Linked DNA regions of Mus musculus: region 1 is linked to region 2. Evidence: chromatin contacts called from ENCODE POLR2A ChIA-PET data. All regions are on one chromosome and are shown on one strand. Each heading gives the region's core, a stretch centred on a gene start or an enhancer-like site at or near the end of the contact. The rest is flanking DNA. Distances are from core to core; before and after follow the strand shown. Region 1 holds the start of 2410006H16Rik (RIKEN cDNA 2410006H16 gene). Region 2 overlaps Pigl (phosphatidylinositol glycan anchor biosynthesis, class L).

The links. ChIA-PET counts read pairs that join two places held with the same protein, here RNA polymerase II (POLR2A).
Region 1: POLR2A ChIA-PET joins it to region 2 with 49 read pairs in embryonic stem cell. The contact joins the promoter of 2410006H16Rik here to the enhancer-like site in region 2. POLR2A ChIA-PET finds 5 or more read pairs at or near these places in 5 of 5 experiments (Patski and embryonic stem cell).

Annotation. Positions count from the first base shown.
Region 1 is chr11:62,600,785-62,607,821 of GRCm38, forward strand. 2410006H16Rik (RIKEN cDNA 2410006H16 gene) reads left to right here and starts at 2,093. Exons shown (of 5, transcript NR_030738.1): 1 at 2,093-2,239; 2 at 2,451-2,498; 3 at 2,813-2,862; 4 at 3,619-3,682; 5 at 3,871-4,022. Snord49b (small nucleolar RNA, C/D box 49B) reads left to right here and starts at 2,302; the gene lies at 2,302-2,364. Snord49a (small nucleolar RNA, C/D box 49A) reads left to right here and starts at 2,676; the gene lies at 2,676-2,737. Lrrc75a (leucine rich repeat containing 75A) reads right to left here. Exons shown (of 4, transcript NM_198861.1): 4 at 4,100-5,462. The coding sequence ends at 4,931. It also overlaps Snord65.
Region 2 is chr11:62,491,816-62,498,170 of GRCm38, forward strand. The region is part of intron 2 of Pigl (phosphatidylinositol glycan anchor biosynthesis, class L); the gene reads left to right. Among named protein-coding and RNA genes, the nearest start is that of Pigl, 37 kb to the left of the region's middle. Within about 2 kb of position 3,041, at least 2 of the 3 ENCODE cell types and tissues checked have a DNase peak (open chromatin) inside an H3K27ac peak, as active enhancers do.

The DNA.
Region 1 (7,037 bases), core at 843-3,342, 110 kb after region 2:
AGCCCACCTCTGAACTCTTTGGGTCTGAGAGCAGTATCCTCGGCCTTGTGCTCTTTTTTTGTTTTTTTGCCCATGAGTTCCAGACCCACCCAACCCTGTACTCCTTTTGTTTTCAGGGGAGTTTGATGAAAAGTCCTTAGTACTTTTTCTTAATTATTCACAAAGCCTGAAGGGCTTCATATTTGGCTCTTTGACTTGGCGTTTGCTAGATGTTTCTGCAACTTGAAACTCCCAGAAGGGGGAGGGCAAGGGAGAGCTGCACCTCTGTTAAAGATTCAAGGCCAAATGACTCAAGATTGAAATTAGTGTTCAAACCAGAGCTAAATTATTTTGGACTATTTTTGGTCCCTTTGAAGCCATCCATATCCCTTGCCCCCGAGTTAACATCCTTGTGACTATGAAAACCTTATATTACTATTCTTGACAGGCCACTAATTTCCACACATTCAAAAGCTAAAAACATCATTGGGCAGCACCTGAAACCTACAACAGAGTCCTCATCTTTACTGTAACTTGCCAATTGAGGTCCCCACCAAATGACTTTCCTTGTTCTGTAACAAGTTAGGCAATGGTGGTGGCACATGCCTGTAATCCCAGCACTCGAGAGGCAGAGGCAGGCAGATCTCCAGGTTCAAGATCAGCCTAGTCTACAGAGCAAGTTCCAGGACCGCCAGTGCTACACAGAAAACAGCACCTGTCTCGAAAACGGCACCAAACCAAAACCAACCAACCAACCAAGCAAACAAAAACCCAAGACACTTCCAATATAGAACATGGTATTTGGGGACCCATGAATCTTGTGTTCCTGGCCATGGTCAAGCATATTTGGCTCCAAGGGAAATTATCTTATTCCCTTTAAGAATGTTTTGGCCTGGACTTCCCTCCCTCCATCAAAATTCTGTTTATTCCTCAGACCACCAAGATTGCAGTCTCATGACCACCTGTCTAGTTCTGTCAAAATGAGTTGCCTCCTCAGCCTATTTGCATAAGAAGTGCATGCAAGCACTTATGTGTGTGTTGCTGGGTAGAACCCAGCATATCATATATACTAGCTCAACAGATTTTGCACTGAGGTGTTTTGAGACAGGATTTCATTCCGTAGGCCAGGCTGGTCTTGAACTCACAAGAACCCTACTCTAGTCTTCAGGTTCACATATCCCAGGCTGACCTCATAGCTGAAGATGACCTTGAACTTCTGATTCTGCTGCCTCCACATACCCAGAGCTTGGGAGTTTGTCACAATGTCCAGTTTATGAGGTGCTGGGGATGGAGCTCAGAACTTCATGTTTGCTAGGGAAACACTGCATCCCCAACCCTTGAGAAAATCAAACATACTCATATACTGAAGGCATAGCATTAGCAGTTTTCTATTACCTATGCCCGATGCAAGTCTCTCCAGTCAGAAGTGGAAAGAGCAGGGGGCAATGGAAATGGATCAAGAGCTCTTCTTGATTCTACAGTTCTCTAAGGAATGTGATGAGGGCCGTCTGCATAGGGCCTTGAGAGACTCCGTGGATATGTTGTAAAAATAATGGGGTGCAGAACGGCCCCAATCATTACACTTTTGTAACAGCGTTTGTCTTTGAACGCGGTTTCGTGTGTGTTAGCGTAGATGAGCCAGGCTCTCCACCACCCAGTTAGATTATATAGGCCCGCTTTTTTTTTTTTTTTTTTAAATTTAAAATAGAGACAGGGGCTCATTAAATTGCCCAGGCTGGACTCGAATTCTTGCGTCGGGTTCCTAATCGATTACGATTACAGGCCTGCACTGTCAGGTCTGACTACACATTTCACACACTACACACGTTCACAAAGGACTAATAAGTCAGGGAAGACAACGAGGACGGAAAACCGCGGAAAGGATGTCGAGTCCGCGCTTAACCCAACACGCAGGCGCGCTGGAGCTCGCGCGCTCTTCGCTACCCAGAATCCCCCGGGGCGGGGGAGACCACTCGCTCAACAGAACGGGGGAGGCCTGGGTCGCGAGGCGGGCCGCTGGAAGTTCCCGTGAGCCTTTGCCGCCCTCACCTCCCTGGGGTGAGGAGTGGTCTATTCCTAGCCCTTAAGAGGAGGGCGCTCACGCGCCGTCTTTCTCTGCGGCCATCATGGGATCGTGCTCTTCTCGCTCGTTGAGCTGGTCCCTTCGCCGTGGCCTGCTGGTGACGGTCTGGAGCGATGCTGAGCCCGGGCCCAGCCTCTCAGCTCCGCCTTGTGCGCTGCACAGATCTAGGGGAGCCTGGTAAGTCGAGGTCTGCATCGCGGGGCGCCGCGCGTGGGCGGGGTGTCGGCTGCAATGATGATGAAACTAGAAAAAAAAGGAAGTGCCGTCCGATGCGACAACTGACGACATCCCTAGTTAGCTGACTGCAGTCGTTTAAGCCTCGGCGACCCAGTGCTGAACACAAGTGTTCTAATTGCCCCTCATGACTCTTACTCTTCTAACCTTTCAGACGGGACGTTGACAACGTGGAATAGGAGCAGTATCATCCCACCATGAGGTAAGGGTTTCTGGAGTATCAGGTGGGGTTCATAGACAAGAGGCTGTGTAGCTTTCGCTCCAGGGACTCCCAACATACCCTGGCCCATGTGGGCACATACATAAATTTAAGACGTGTCTCCATTTAGTGGCTGGAACTACTAGTTGGAGGACAGCAGAAAGCTTGACTGCTGTGATGAGATGACTAAGTAGGAAGTGCCGTCAGAGTCGATAACTGACGATAACTGCTCCTGGCTGACTGCAGTCAAGCCCACACCGGTGGCTGGGGTTTAGGTTTAACTTGGGCTGGACTTTTAACAACTGCTGTACTTCTAGGTTGGGGATTTAAGAGTGGAAGATTGCCAACAGCTGTGGCCTCCCATGAGGTAAGCTTTCAGCTTGGGATTTTAGACCGTTTTGATTTGAGCTAGAGTGTTCATGTATGAGCATCAGTTTTGCCTGTACTCAATACTGGTTGTAGCTGATGGGGGTGGTTAAGTAAGGCAACAGTGCACAGCTCTTACTGTAGAGCCATTTTTTTTTTAAGATTTATCATATCTAAGTACGCTGTAGCTGTTTTCAGATGCACCAGAAGAGGGCATCAGATCTCATTACGGATGGTTGTGAGCCACCATGTGGTTGCTGGGATTTGAACTCCGGACCTTCCGAAGAGCAGTCGGTGCTCTTAACCACAGAGCCATCTCCAGCCCCCTATAGAGCCATTTTTGTGTGTGTTTGCTGTCTTGATGCTAGAAAAAAATGGCACCGGACTTAGGTGGTTGTGAGCCACAATTAGTGCTGGCAGTCAAACCTGGTCTTCTAAGAACTTAGACCTTCTAGTCCATTAACTTGGGTCTTAAAATTTTCAGTTAATGTGGTCTTACAATTGAACCCAGTTGGGCTGGTTTGGCTAGTTGTAAATGTATTTTAGTAATTTGAAAAATACTTCCCTTTTAGGTCTAGGATGTGTTAAGAACTGTAGCTTTCTTGAGAAGAGGCAGGCAGAGTTCAGGCCAGCCTCGTCTACAGTAGTGAGCCAGGGCTACAAAGAAATCCAAAAGAGAAAAGCCAGGGTGGGAGGGCAGCCATTGATTTTGCAAGGCTGTTATATATAATGTCCTGTTTTCTGCAATCCATTTTAGGGTGTCCCCTTTCAAGTTCTCAGAACGGACGCAGGACTGCAGATCTGTGCTGGCAGCAGCAGAGGTGAGTTGGTCTGTACAGTGACTATCTGTTATTACTCTGAGAGATATCAAATGATGATATCACCTAAAATAGCTGGAATTACCGGCAGATTGGTAGTGGTGAGCCTATGGTTTTCTGAAGATATCATTAAATGTTCTAAATGCCATTGATCCAGGCAGGAGTGATTCTGAAATTCAGCTCTTTTGCAGGCTATATTCCCAGAGGAGTCTCCAGCCGGCCTGAAAGCAAATATCCTAAGTGACATGTCTGCCAATTTTGTTCTGGGTGGGCACATTTGGTAATCCTGTCTGTACCACAGGATCTTCTATGCCTTTTAAAAATAAACATTTGTTTATAAACCAGATTGCCAGTGTTTTGGATGAATTAAGTTGTGTGTACAGCTAACCATCAAAGCACTCTAATAAAGCACAGTCCGTATTGGTCCTTGAAAACATGTATTAGAGTAGAGTGTCAGGTGTTAGGCAGTCCAGCTTCAGCACTGTAAACTTCTGGGCAGTCTCAGCTGTTTGCACAGCTGGACTTGGGCAAAGATTCCAAAGCATTTAAGGCACCCACACTCAATCCCTGTTCTTGGCTGCAGTGCCATGCAAAGACGCCATCTTGTTTGCTTACCTGGCCTGTAAGGCTGTTCTTCCCCATAACCCCATGAGTTCAGACTTTGACCACTTAATTCAGAACAGTTCTCTTGGGCTTGAGTTGGGGACTAGGAGTGTTTAAGGGTGTTAGGAACACCCAGTTTTCCCTCTTTGCTAAGTAGGACTGGTTCTAGAGGTGAGTTTTTGAAAAGCCAATACAGGGACTAGATTATGGGAGGACCTGGTAGAAAAAGTTGTGCTGGTTGGTGGATAAGGGAGCTAGGCCCTATATAGATAAGATTGCCTAAAAGGTCTGCAGCTTAAACTGGATTTTCCACACTTGGTATTCTGAAACTTACTGCCTTTAAGAAGGCCTTGGGAAGTAGGCAGATGCTCCTAGAGTCTTAGAGTAGGTGCCTGTGCCTAAATTGTAAGTGGGCCCAATAAAGAACTTCTGGTCCAGATGCACTGGTCTAGGAGGACAGCTGAATGGAAACATCCGAGCCCCTTGAGCAAGTACTGGGAGTCGGGTTTGAGGACAAACTGGTTAGTACTCTGATCTCATCCTAGTGAGAGTTGGGTAGGGCTGGCCAGACCATCTCCTGATCAGAGGGACCCTGACCTGTCTTGGCTGTCCAGAAAGGACTCACTGGTTAGGACCCCTATTGTGATGTCATGTCTGAATCACACACTCTGTACTTTCCTGGCCCCTGGCAGGTGTCACAGGACTCCCTATAGGGTCCTGCTGATCGGTACCTTCCCTGGCTTCTTCCCCAGTACCTGGCCCCTCACCCAGCTCAAGGATGGTTGGTAGGTGGCCCTGTTTTGGAGAGCGCTTCCGGAGGCTGAGCAGAAAGGGCTGGGGTAGTGAGAAGATGTCCACATTGTTGCCCAGGTCAATCCATGTGACATTGGGGAATTTGCTGGGGTCCTTCAGGGTGTCAGTGAGGTCCCTCAGCAGAGCCCGGGTCAGTCGGTTGCCATTGAGGGCAAGTGTGGTAAGACGAGGCAGGGTACTGAGAGCTGGCAGTAGCTGCAGAACCATGTCATCTGTGAGGCCTGTGAAGCCCAGCTCCACGCTGTCCACCTGTTCTCCACAGCGCTGAAGGTAGCTGGTCACTCGCTCGAGGTCCCTTGAAGTCAGTGGAATGCCTGACAGATCCACCATGTTGTCTGGAGGATTCCCAGATAGGAGGGCCTTAAGGCTGAAAGAAAAGGAACCAGCAGGTTAAGCAAGCCAGGCAGGTCTTTACTGGAGGCAGTAGTGGTTATCACCATGGAGAGATGGGGGGGGGGGGTCCTGTTTGGTTGTGAATCCCCAGTGTCTGCTTCAAGCTGAGCAGAGTAGGCAGAGCGTGGTCTTGGAGGCTGCCATTCCAGTGACTCTTCAAGCCTATGTTTTTATATGATGCCTGCAGTTCCCTCTTAACTCCTTTGTTTTCTACCCTGTACTCTACCTAGTTAATTACAGTCTGTGCTTCACTTGCCTAAAAAAAATATGGACCTACCAACATCATAGGGTTATGAGGAACACTAAACAAAGTTGTTCAACAATGCCACCTATAGGAAATGCTGTCATTGTTAATCACTTGGCCTGAGCTACATCTGTCTTGCCTCCAAGAGTTGAAGACAGCAGGTTGGTGAGAGGGCTTCTGGAGCAACAGCTGCTGGAGGATCGATGCTCTCAGCTTCTCCCTCTCCCTGCCATCTGCTGCCCCTGGCCTTGTTCTGGAGCCCAGACCACTCGGCCTGGTGGTAGGTGTGCCCCCAACCTACCACACCCATTGGTGAGCTACTGGTTCCAAGCAAGCCCCGTGTCTCTTACACTGAGGACAGTTCGACTTGCTGCAAGAGTGTGTTTACACTGTCAGCTCAAAAGTCACAGGCAGCTCCCCTTGGGCCCTCTTGAAGCTGGGAGATGAATTCATTTTGTTCCTTGGAAACTGAAGGGTAAAACTCAAACGCGAGATTCAACTGCCTCGAATCCTGCCTGCAATTCGTTGGTTGTGACATTACTGTTGGGTTCTACGTCTATGTCATTAACAAAGTCAACCCAGCATCCTGAAGATGGCTGACAATTGACAGCCTAGAGGCAGGTAGGTAAGGATTTGAATCTATCTCTGCAGCTTACCAGCTTCAAGGTCTTAGCCAGTCAAATGGCAAAAATGTTTGTCCCCATTCACTCTTAAGTGTTTGTTACATCCCTGCTATGTGCCAATGACCTAGGCACTGGCATCGCAATGATGAACAAGTGGATAGGAACCCTGTTTTCCTTCTATCAGGAAGGCCCTGACTGCAAGCGTGAGGAGAAGCTGTCCGAGAGGAATGAACAGGTTCATTCATACAGTTCCCAAATGCAGAATGGACTGAGCCTGTGTGTGTGCACCGGCAGACCAGAGACCTAGCTAGCCACGGTGGCTCACACCTGCAATTCTAGCACTTGGAAAGAAGCAGAGGCAGGGGCATTGTGATGTTAAAGCTAGCATGGCCTACATAGACTTTAAAAAAAAACCTCAAAAAGCAGGGCATGGTGGCGCATGCCTATGATTCCAGCACTGGGCAGGCAGAGGCCGAGAGAGGCAGGCAGAGGCTGAGAGAGGCAGGCAGATCTCTTAGGAATTCGAGGCCTGTCTATTTTGCATAGTGAGTTACAGGCCAGGCAAGGCTATACAACAAAGATCTTGTCTCACAAATAAAATACAAAACCAAACAAAAAACAAAGCTCTGAGTAGTGGCACATATCTTTAATTCTAGCTCTTGGAAGGCAGATGGATCTCTTA
Region 2 (6,355 bases), core at 1,791-4,290:
GTTGTGCTTGGTAAGTCCTAGGAAACTGACCTAGTTCACATGCAATGATTGTTCCTGTCGGGGAAGGGAGGGCAACCTCTGTTTCCACTTCAGTCTAGCCTTCAGCTTTGAAGGGAGTCTGATCAACTTAGGGCAAACCCTCTTTGTATCAACCATCCTTAGATATACCCTCTCCCTTGCCCCTATCCCAGCCCTACCCCAAATCTAGAATCTTGTAACTGCTGAACATGTGCTTTCCCACTGAAGTGCATACCCAGTCCCTTCAACCCCATAAGTTATTAGAGTGCCTACTTGTGAAACCGGGCAGAATCCAAGTAAAGGAGATAGACACAGAATGAAGACAGAAATGGACGTCACGCTTCAAGTCTGCCTTTTGGATCTTGAGAGCTCAGAGATGAAGTGTTCTTGTGTGCTTGCTTGCTTGCTCCCTTGCTTGTTTCCAGACAGGGTTTCTCTGTGTAGCCCTGGCTACCTGGAATTGGCTCTGCAGAACAGGCTGGCCTCGAACTCACTGTCAGTCCTTGATACTTACCAGGAATCAGATGACAGGTTTATTGTGAGGCCATGCTATCACCGTGTTAGGTGTCCATGTAGGGTCCAGGTGAGGGAGTTAAACTTTTCCTTAGTCTGGTATGTCTGATAAGTTCTTTGGCCTGGTTATGATTTCAATACAACCATGTGCCCCTACTGTCTCAATTCACCCCTGTTTAAAAAATAAATGTCAGCCGGGCGTGGTGGCACACGCCTTTAATCCCAGCACTCGGGAGGCAGAGGCAGGCAGATTTCTGAGTTTGAGGCCAGCCTGGTCTCCAGCCTGAGTTCCAGGACAGCCAGGGCAATACAGAGAAACCCTGTCTCGAAAAACCAAAATAAAATAAAATAAAATAAAAAAAAGTCCATCTTGTATTCAATACTAAAACTTAACAAGTGAGGATTCTTTCCTTGTATCCTTTAAATTGTTTGTTTCTTTGTTGTTTGTTTTGGGGTCTTTTTGTTTTGTTTTGTTTTAATATATACATGGGTGTTTTGCCTGCATGTATGTCCGTGTACCACCTGTAAGCAGTTCCTGTGGAGGGCAGAAGAGGATGTGGGATCCCTTGGGACTAGAGTTATAAAGGGTTTTGAACCACCTTGTCAGTGCTTGGAATACACCTCTCTGGTCCTCTGAAAGAGCAGCCAATATTCTAAATCACTGACCCATCTCTCAGGCCAAGGTGGCTTCCTTTCTTCTCCCAGAGATACTTAGCAGCCTGTGCTATATGGGTTCAACCTAACAGAGAGTGGTTGGCTAGTGCACCCAGGGGCTGCTCTCATCCCCCTTCCTTAAAATTGAGTCTAAAGTTACTTGTAAGTTGGAGTCTCTTAGGACAAAGCATGGCCAGAAAAAACACTGTTTTATATACTGTGGAATAGCGTAGAGCAGATTGCAGCCTGTTCTCAACACCACACTAAACAACACACTGGCAAACTATGAAGTAAAATTTCCTATAAGAGTGCTGCAAGCTTTGTTGCAACAATATGAAGGATGTCTTTGAGAAGGAGAAGCACAGACTACTGATTTCTGTACAGCACTGTGATTCACAATGCCTCAGCAACCTCTGGGTACCTTTTACAAAATGCCAAAGAAAAAGTGGTGGCACATGCCTTTAATCCCAGGACTTGGGAGACAGAGACAGGTGGATCTCCAAGTATGAGGCCAGCCTGGTCTACAGGACTCCACAGGAGTTTGGGCATCTTTCATAAAGCACACAAGGGTCTCCAGTCTACAAGCAGCAGCAGTACTTACAGGTATGTAGAACAGACAGAAACAGGGCCCCAGTGTTCCAGGCTGAACTAACTACTAATTGGTACAACCCATGTATCCAGCAGGCCTTTTCTTCCTCTGTTTTTGGTTTTTGTTTTTTGTCTTTGTTTTTTTTGTTTTTTGTTTTTTTCTAGACAGGATTTCTCTGTGTAGACCAGGCTGGCCTTGAACTCAGAAATTCACCTGCCTCTGCCTCCTAAGTGCTGGGATTAAAGGCGTGGGCCACCGCGCCCAGCTCTTCCTCTGTTTTAGTGTCTTGGAAGAAGGTAAGTGGTCATAAACCCTCCTGCGTCAGCCTGTAGAAGCTTCAGCATACCTGCAAGGACAAGGCCCTGTGACCTGCGGACAGTATTAAGGAAATATTTCCTACAAGTACCTACACTTGTGATTTCCTGGCTCATTTTGCATCGAAGGCTAAAAGAAAAGGCCATTTTATGATTCCACTTGGGAGAGGGAAGCCCTGTGCAGAAAGGGGTCTGTTGGGACATTTAATCAAGGTGCTGACTGTTCCGCTCTCAGGGCATGTTCTTCCTTCTCCTCGTCCTTCTTTCCATTGTTTTATTTCCCCTCTAGGTTTGTCTCACTCTAGAGCCATGGTTCTCCACCTTCCTGATGCTGAGACCCTTTAATACAGTTCCTCATGTGTGGGGACCCCAACCAGAACATTATTTTGTTGCTATTTCAACTGTAACTTTGCCACTGTTATTTATCATGCAATGCTAAGAAACATGTATAACTAGCCATTAGAAATATGCAAATTAGTCAGGTGGTGGTAGCACACACTCTGATCATAGTGCTCAGGAGGCAGAGGCAGGCAGATTTTTTGTGAGTTCAAGGCTACCCTGGTCTACCGAGTGAGTTCTGGGACAGCCAAGGCTTCATAGAGAAACCCTGTCTCAAGAAAACAACAACAAAGAATCATAGATATCTGATATGCACAATATCTCATCTTCAACGCCAAAGGGGATGAGACCCACAAATTGAGAACCACTGCCCTTACTCCACAGAAGTTACTGAACCCTGCTTTCAACTGTTGGGTCCAACCTTTTAGCTTAGATCCATTTCCCTTGTCTTCCCTGGTCCTCCTGTGCTCCAGCAGGAACGCTGCAGGATGGCCTCAGCATGGGGAGACAGCCCCTGCCTCCCTAAATGAGCCCTTGGTGAGGACGGGCCAACTGCTGGGCTCCAACTAAGCTTCCAGGCCCTGGGCCTGCCAAAGCCGTTACACTGAACCCTACTGACCTTTACCCACTTTAGATGACAAAGGAAGTAATTAAGTTTAGAAATGTGCCTGAAGTGGGTGGAGGAGGGGCAGCAGATTCTGCCAGCACTGTGCTAAACAAGCCACAAGACCAAATAAGGGTGTCTGAACCACTTCCATCTGTATGAGAGTTCAGAGTGCAGTGTGCAAAAGTAGGACTTGGTTCTCAGGGAGCTAAGTCGTTACCTAACCCTGCTGGAGCTCTGCTGGAGCTCTGCAGCAGCACCGGTCCTGGTCGCTTCTGCAGAGGCTGTGTCTGAGAGAAGACAAAGCAAACCTCCTCTTGCTAGTGGAGCCCAGGGGCCTCCCTTCTCAGACGTACTGACTGGAGGAGTCTCCTGCACCACAGATTCTCCAGAGTGTTTGCATGGCACTGCTGAGGGACTGTAAAAGTACCAGTAAGGACGAGTCACTAGAATGTGTGAAGGTCAGAGTTTGAGGATATTTCACTATTAGAAAAGCAAGCGTCACAGGCTGAGGCGAGCTTGTTTACTGAACACAGCAGTCCCGGGTGGAGCCGGGAGCTGGGAGCATTTTCCTGTAGCACTAACACTGTTTGCTAAGTCCACCCTCTTCCCGCTCTCAAGGGCTTGTCAAACACAAGGCCTGGCCACAGTCTTCCTCTGCTCCCCTGGATGGTGGCCATCCTCCTCCTCCTCCTCCTCCTCTTCCTCCTCCTCCTCCTCCTCCTCCTCCTCCACCTCCACCTCCTTGTCCTCCTCAGAGGCCTGCGACACTCTCAGCTCCACCAGCTGCCGGTGCGCTTCAGCAACCACTGCCAGCTAGCTGCTCATGCCGCCAGCTCATCATACTGCCTCCTTGGCTTGGAATCCCTGACCTCTTGGCTCTCCTTTCCCTGGGAAATTCCTTCATCCTGCAAGATCCCAAACCTCAGCTCCACTCAGCCCTAAGCATAAAGAGTGACCTATATCCATGTTTGGCTATTGCCTTGGGTATGATACAGAAGTGTGTACTTGGTCCATGTTAGCTAAGTGAACACTGAATTTGTTCTGAGTCTTGCCCTGATGTTTTGGGGTCCCGGGCACCCTTATCTCCAGATACTCACTGTTGTCTGACAAGCCCATGGCTCAGGCTCAGTCTACCACCTGCTTTCTAGCTCAGGGCTTCTATGACATCTCAGTCCTGGGGCACCCAAGTAAGCTCACCTTGAAGTCTGAAGAGCTAACAGGCTACAACCTGCCCTCTGTGTGGAGGTACTGTACATACAGCTTTTTAGACACCCATGGGATCTAATAAGCCATGTATCAAATCAATAAAACCACCCTCCTTCCCAGCTTCCCTCCCTCTATGGCTCACTATCCCTCCCTCTGTGCCTTCCACAGTCCTTGTCTCCAGGTGACAGTGAGGTGGCTTCAGTGTAGGCTCTGCTTTCTGGGAAGCTGAGACTTGGTTATCTCAAGGCTCCAATCTATTGGGAGCTTGTCATTTGGAGGCCCTCCCACTTTATTGCCTTGTTGTGAAAATTCAATTTCTTTTCATATTCCTATTCCTCTTTCACATGAGTTATTCTTTATGTGACAAGCAAAGGTTTAGGGGCTGGGGGCTCTTTCTGGTGTACACACTAACATTCCACGTCTTGGGTGGATCCTCACTTTCAAGTTCACAAGGATAGAGAAATCGCCCCCCTGGTGGTGAAGCTGTAGAACTGCTAGTCCTTTGGTAAGGGAGGTGAATGTAGGTTAGGTAATTCTTTTTTTTTTTCCCCTGAGACAGGGTTTCTCTGTGTAGCCCTGGCTCTCCTGGAACTCACTTTATAGACCAGGCTGGCCTCGAACTCAGAAATCCGCCTGCCTCTGCCTCCGGAGTGCTGGGATTAAAGGCATGCACCTCCGTCGCCCGGCATAGATTAGGTATTTCTACTTGCTCTACCGGCCTTTAAGCTTCTCCATTTCCTTATCGGAATTTTCTAGAAGTCTAGGGTCAGACTCACGGAAGCCATTTGAACTCTGCCTGTGCCCTTCTCCACAAGCATCTTGCTTTTATTTTGCATTTCTTGCATTCTTTCTGAGAATCCTAAAAATGCATTATATTTTGATATTTTGCATTCCTTCCTTGTAATTTTGCCTGTTTTCCTTAAATGATCTTTTCTCTTTTTTAACCCAGGCCGATCTCAAACTTGACTTCCTGCCTCAGTCTTCTGAGTCTGATTCAGCTTTTAACCCTCTTTAAGGTTTTTATGTTTTTCCTGGCATATATTAGTTTACATAGTAATGGGTTTCATTTTGACATTCTCAAAAATGTATACAATGTCCCTTCATGGTCATCAGCCCCCATAGCACTCCCTTGTGACCCCTCCCCTCCTACTGCTTCTCTCTCTCTTCCCAGCTGGCCCTCCTTATCCACGTCTTTCTTTTTTTCTTCTCCTTTTGTTTGTGTGTTTGACCCAGTGAGTTTACTTAGGGTTGTTTTCAGCAGCATGGGTGATGGGTTATTTATAGGAACACAGGCCCCTCGCCAGTGCTTGCACCACTGGAGAAAATGTCTCTCTCCCCATCAATCATTAACCCTCTATAGATCCTCAGGGGTGGGTAGGGCCTCCTAAATTCCTGATGATCTCAATCTTATTCAAGTTTTATGCTCATAATCACAACTGCTGAGAGTATAAGAATGCAAAGTCAGGCTGGGTGTGGTGGCCCTAGCCTTTAATCTCAGTACTCAGGAAGCAGAGTCAGGCCGATTGCTATAGTTCTTTCTATATAGAGTTCAAGGCCAGCAAAGACTACTTAGTGAGACCTCTAAAAAAAGAAAAAGGAGAAGAAGAAAGGAAGAAAGACAGACAAGAAAGAAAGTCAATGCACATGTCATATCAGGATAACAACTCTTTATTTAAAATATTTTTTGAGGGTTGCAGAGATAGCTTAGCGGGTAAGAGCACTGACTGCTCTTCCAAAGGTCCTGAGTTCAAATCCTAGCAACCACATGGTGGCTCACAACCATCTGTAATGAGATCTGATGCCCTCTTCTGGGGTGTCTGAAGACAGCTACAGTGTACTTACATAGAGATAAGTAAATAAGTTTTTTTTAAAAAAAGGTTTTTTGAAATGTATATATGTATATGCCTATAGGTATATGAGAGAGTACGTGTGTACAGGTGCCTGTGGGTGTGTACAGTGCCTGTGGAGAACAGAAGATGGCATCAGATCCCCTGCATCTAGAGTTACAAGTGATTGTGGACGCCTAACATAGGTGTTGGGAACTAAACTTATATCCTCCAAAAGAGCAGAAAACACATTATTGACTTCTGAGCCATCTTTCTAGTCCCCTTAACA